2 separate regions of the Homo sapiens genome follow, and region 1 is linked to region 2. A link is a contact called in ENCODE Hi-C data. All regions are on one chromosome and are shown on one strand. Each heading gives the region's core, a stretch centred on a gene start or an enhancer-like site at or near the end of the contact. The rest is flanking DNA. Distances are from core to core; before and after follow the strand shown.

Region 1 (3,003 bases), core at 77-2,576, 510 kb after region 2:
CCTTGGTGTGCTGAGTACTCTGAACTGAAGGACACATGGAGGGCCTCAGAAACAAGGTCTGCCTGACCTTCTCCCATCCTCTGGTTTCCTGCCCCTCTTTCTCTTCAAAAGCAAATCACAGAAACCAGAATTTCACTTTTGCAAGGTGGGTCATAGAAACTAGTCCTCCTCTCACCCAAAGCAAGCCATAAAAACTAAAAAGGTCACTTTTCCCCTTCTCCCTTCTTACTTGAAGACCTCATTCCGAGGGCCCTGTCCCATATCCAGGAGGAAGGAATGTTACACAGAGAAGACAAGAAGATTCTGGAAAGGCCTTGCTGGGTTTGCCACCTATTATCATTAGATCATACTCTTTTGTCCAATCACATTTCTACATGGCTGTCTATTCTTCATTGAACCTAAAAAAAATAGACAGTTTTCCCTGGATCTCCCGATCTTCATTTCTAAAGGCACCCGTGTCACATAAAACTTTGATTAAATAACTGTGTTATGCTTTTCTCTTGTTTACCTGTCCTTTTTATAGGTGTGTAGGCTTGGATCCTATGACTGCTGAGGAAAATATCACACCTTTCCTCCCCTAAGCTTACTCAACCCAGCACAAGAAAAGCTCTGTGCCCAAATTTCCCATCCCTTCTTAGAAGGCAGCTTGAGCTCTATCTATCTCAAGCCTCTTTGGAGGATTAGTTCTGCCCCTTCTTTTTCTTCCCCTAAGCGGCTTGGTAAAGCAACCCACATGTAAGTCTTTTCTGAAAGTGGTTTTGGGAAATAGCATTGTCTTCATTGTATTTCATTTCCAGTGATTTTAGTGCCTTGTAAATGCCAGATGACTCCGTCTCTTTTTTCCTGCCTCTGCTTTCTTGCTACCCAGCCCAGTCTCAGTCTCCTCCTCTATAAAATGGGGGACATACTACCTCCCTTACTGCACTCTGGTGAGGAAGAAGTAAAACAAGGTAAATTGGAAAGCCAGTAGTCAGAGCCTGCCACTTCAGGAGCTTCTTGGCCTTTGACAGCTCTAAGAACTATGAGCACCATGGGAATATCTTCTCCCAATGTCTCCTTTACTAGGGGGCCCTTGATGAGGGTTTGCAGTTTTCTCCATCAGGGCTACAGTGTTTGCAAAAGTGAAAGTAACTTTAAATCCCTCGCGATCAAAACATAAGGTGAAAAACACCCAATAACTAAATTCTCACCTTAACAACTATTGCAAGTAAAACCGAGGAGGGAAGAGAAGATATTAACCTCCCTAGACCTACATGCAAGCAACAGGGTAAGTAAGCAGCATCAGTTCTCTGCACAAACCCAGAGAAGGTGTGAGACACTGTGGAGTCTGCTGCTTCTTTCAGACCCAGGGAATGTCTGCTTGACACCTCTCTTTCTGCCTCCCCGCACCCCACTTCCTTCTATTTTTGTAACTTAGAGAAGAACAGGAAGGGGTATTTTTTTTAATGTTTTTAAGCATTCAGGGTATGCCTGTGTTCTAGAAGCTGGTGAAGCTGTGAACTTGCCACAGAAAATGATTGTGACCCAGGACAAGGGCTTCAGCGTCTCTACCTTGTCAAAGGAGGAGCTGATCCTACCTGGTTGGAGAAAATTTTGTCATCTCCCTCAAGCTGGTGCAGGGAGTTCTAGCACACACTACTGTATGATATTCAAATCCAAAGTTAAAAAAGACTCCAAGATTGTTTTACTTAATCAGTGAAAGGGAAGGCAGCAACAGAGTTGAGTTTCGAGAAGGTGGCCCCTGAGCCAGCCTGCCAGATCAATTTGTGTCTCCTGGGAGAGACCTTTGGTGCTGGCTTTTCCCTTCAAGGGCTGGTAAAACCCATGAGGACCCATTGATTAGGCAATGACAAACTGATGACCGAGGCTGCTGAGATTATATTCATTGCTCAGTGGTTCAAATATGTCCACGATTTAGAGTGGAACCCTGTATAAAAATAAGAAACAGAAAAAAACCGTATATGGTTTTCAAATAAAATATATGCTGTCAGGATAACTAACTGGGGATTGGTTTGCTTAGTTGTTTTTCTTCGCTAGCAACCACTTCCAACCTACTCTCTATTTCTTGTTTTCCCACTTAGCTTCCAGTTATATTTTTTTGCTTTGTCCTTTTGTCAGATTAGTTACAACTTTGGATAGGTTTACCATATTTAGAAAATAAAAACATAGTTAAATTTGAATTTCAAATAAACAACAATTTTTTAGTACAAATCAGACCCATGAAATATTTGTATACATTTATAGAAAAAAAATATGTATTATTTATTTGAAATTCAGTGGGACAAACTTATACTAAAATATTATTTATTGTTAAGTTTTCAAGAGTTTAATTTAAAATTATTGTGCATATTGTGACAACTTTCTTCTTGATACATCGAATAATAATGGTTTTATATTTAATGGCTTGGATTTGGTAAAACAGCATGGAATTTTACTATTAAAATAATGCATCATTACACATAAAATTGAAGGGCCTTTCTTCTCCCCTATCACTCACTGTCATGTTCACCTGTGTCATTTTTCTTCATTCCCTTGAGGCAATTATCTAAATTTGGTGTGTATTTTTCAGGACATAATTTTACATAAATCTATATACATATATGTTTTTCTTAATATATAGTATTATTCTCTGTTTTATTGTTCTATATATATTGTTTCACATCTGTCTTTACTTGCAATTATGTTTTTAAAAGTCTATTCATGTTGATCTATGTAGTGATATTTCATCTGCCGAATTACATTTCGGTGTATGCATATACTATAATTAATCTGTTTTCCTGTTGATGGACATTTCAGTTATTTTCCATTTATTTTTCCAGTTTCATACTATTATAACCAGGGATTCTCTAATACATATTAAGAAATGGAATCTCAAGGTTGTAGAGTACTTTTTTTTAACTATTTTCAATTTATCTTTAATTTAAATAAGCCTCATTTAGTGGTGCCTTTAGGTTTACTGAGTGAAATCTGAATTTGTTACTGTACAAAGTTTGTTTTTTTTTC
Region 2 (3,113 bases), core at 374-2,873:
ACATACAGAAAATGATTGGGGAGTGAGAGCAGGAGTGTGGGGGTGCAAAAAGGAAAGTCCATTCCAGGCAGTGTGAGCAACAGGTGAGATAATTACACACAGGAGAGAATGTGACATATTCTGGGAACAATCAAGATGGAACTGCTGATAGAAGGCCTAACTAAAGATTGGATTAGGGTAATGGGGAATCATTGCAGGACTTTAAGTAGGGAAGGGAAATGCCCTTATGTGCGTTTTAAAAAGATCAGTTTAGCCGGGCACGGTGGCTCACGCCTGTAATTCCAGCACTTTGGGAGGCTGAGGCGGGTGGATCACCTGAGATCAGGAGTTCGAGACCAGCCTGACCAACATGGTGAAACCCCTTCTCTACTAAAAATACAAAAATTAGCCAGGCGTAGTGGCTCGCGCCTGTAATCCCAGCTCTCTGGAGGCTGAGGCATGAGAATTGGTTGAACCCGGAAGGCGGAGGCTGCAGTGAGCTGAGATCGCTCCACTGCACTCCAGCCTGGCAGCACAGCAAGACTCCTTCTAAAAAAGGAGTCTTTTTTAGAAGGACTCCATATATATATATATACACATATATATATATCAGTTCAACAATGGTGGGGAAAAAAGTGGATTGGATAGATAGGGCCAGACTAGAATCGGAGAAGCCAGATGGGTGTTGAATTTAACCAACCGATGGTGGAAATTGAGACAGTAAAAATAGAGATGGTAATGTGGGAATTGATTCAACACCTATTAAGAAGGGATAGTCTTGATAATTGATAGAGATGCAGAGGAAGCAGCAGTAAGTGTCATGGATGTCGTCTAGAGTGTAGTTTTTGAAAGCTGAATGGATAGTGATGCCCAAAATAGGGAATCCAAGAGCAGCAGCAGACATGGGGAAGATGGCGTTCAGGGTTGCACATGTGTGGCGTTAACTTGGCAGCTGGATTTTGGGGTCTGACAGTTAGTAGAGCAGGCTAGGTTCCAGTTGGAGACTTTCTAATCATCGTCAGATAGATGGTGCCTGAGGCGAGGAAGTGGAAGGGCTCACCGAAGTAGGGCAGAAAAGCAGAGGGGCAAAGTCAAAGCAGCATCCTGTAAGGAGAAGGCAGAAAAGCGACGCTCATAGAGATGAAGAATGAACCTCCAGAGGCGTCGGAGCAGATTGGAAGAGACACATTCAGGCTCCATTTAACCAGAATAATTCCGTTATCAAAATGGAAGCGCCAAGAAGCATCGTTGATGGCGCTTTCCCACCATCCATCCGTCCAACACAAACCCACCTGCTTTGAAAAGACTGCCTCACGCAGTGACTCACTTACCCACCACAGCCGCATTCTCTACCTCTGCCTCTTGTCTAGTGAAGCTGGCTCCCGAGGCTTCGGGGCCGCTCCACAGGGACCTGAGGACGTCTCCCCGGAGACCCTGACTCAAGCTGCTCGCCGGCACAGCCGAGCACCGGCTCCCGCCTACTCACCGCGCGGGAGGGACGGTCCCTCCTTCAGGCCAATCTCCTTATCATTGTCCCTGCTGCTGTCACCTGCTGCTGCAGACCGGGGGTCCCGTCCAGTCTCAGCCCGTCCCGTCCTCCCCCCAGCCTATTCCCGGTCCCCTCAACCTCAGGGACACCGCGGCCAGCTGCACCGTTGGTTTTCCAATCAAATCCTCCTCCAGGCCACCAACCAGCGCTGGCCAGGCCAATGCCGACAATTCTTCCTCCGCCACCTGGGGCGCCTCAGCCAATCGGGAGCAGCCATGCTGCGCAGTGCAGAACGCCATAGCGACGGATGACGCCTGCCGGGGAATCGCCGTAGCAACCAGAGACGCGCTAGATCCACCACCAAGCTTGCAAGCAGAAGAGGCAGCAAGTGATGCTGAAGGCTGTGCTGCAGCCACTTCACCGGAACCTAGAGCTACCTGTGAACAGGTCTCCTACACGTTGAAGATTTTTCTGGATTTAGGGTGTCTAACCTTTGATGGGAAAGGGCAGCTTCATCTTGGAGTGTTTACTTTCAAGAATTGCTATGGGCTAAAAATCAATTCTCTTTAAAAGCAAAGATTTAATCTGATAAGGAATCAATGCAGCATGCTAAATACCTTTCATATGGCATGAAAACGTCTTCAGTTACTCAAGCCACAGGCAATGAGAATAAGGTGCCACAGCACCGTATTTTTCACAAAAAGAGTGACCTGGGATTCAAGAAACCTGTATAGTATAACTATCGCCAGTTCGTTTTGTGGCTTTGGGCAAGTCACTTCACCTTTTGTGAAAGTCTGGAGCTTCTTTAAAATTTCTGAACTGCATTAGATAACGCTTTAAAAATATACCTGACATTCTGTAACTTTAAATAAATGAAAAATGCCAATCTATTAAGTGCTTAATTTTGTGCCGGGCACGATTTCAAATTCTTTCCTTATTTCACTTAGTTATAAAATGGAGGCACAAGAAGTTTCCTAAGTAGTCCAGTATGGCAGAGCTAGTGATGGAGTCAGGGTAAAACCTACTTCGAGTCTGGTCTTAACCACGATGATGCTCCTTCGACGATTTCTTCGAGTACTGGGCCCTGTTCAACCTCATCTTGGTATCACTAAACGCTCGTGTGTGTGTCTGGTGGTTACATCTTCCCAAACTGGATTTTAAATGAATACAGTGAACCCTAACGTTTTTCTGGTGTGGATAGTAAGTAGGCCCATTGGATTAACAATACTTAAGCTTGGGTAATTGAAAGCATTTTTTAAAATGAAGACGGTCCTATTTTGGAAATGCAGAAAGGCGAGATGAAAGCCAAACTCTGGTGAGTATAGCAGAACTAATTAAACTTCAGAGATCTAAAACAATCAGGATTAATGTTACCAATAAAACAAAACAAGGTGACGGGGCAGGAAGACCGATGCTGAGTAGAAAAAGTATTCTGTACATACATTCTAAATGTTAAGCAGTCGGCCTGGCTTGGTGGCTCACACCTGTAATCCTAGCACTTTGGGAGGCCGAGGCAGGAGGACCACTTGAGGTTAGGAGTTCGAGACCAGCCTGGCCATCATGGCCAAACCCTGTTTCTACTAAAAACAGAAAAATCAGCCGGGCATGGTGGCACATGCTAGTCCCTACTACTCAGGAGGCTGAG

Evidence for each region. A loop is a pair of places that touch in the nucleus more often than their neighbours do. Pooled maps may share reads with other maps.
Region 1: a loop to region 2 is called in a pooled map, with 4 times the contacts of the local background. The contact joins the enhancer-like site here to the promoter of NEK10 in region 2. A Hi-C loop is called at or near these places in 4 of 50 pooled maps.

What each region holds. Positions count from the first base shown.
Region 1 is chr3:27,880,270-27,883,272 of GRCh38, forward strand. No RefSeq gene overlaps it. Among named protein-coding and RNA genes, the nearest start is that of LINC01981, 48 kb to the left of the region's middle. RefSeq lists an enhancer at 2,900-3,003. Within about 2 kb of position 1,327, at least 5 of the 41 ENCODE cell types and tissues checked have a DNase peak (open chromatin) inside an H3K27ac peak, as active enhancers do.
Region 2 is chr3:27,367,760-27,370,872 of GRCh38, forward strand. It overlaps NEK10 (NIMA related kinase 10), which reads right to left and starts at 1,624. Exons shown (of 36, transcript NM_001394966.1): 1 at 1,466-1,624. RefSeq lists an enhancer at 882-1,382.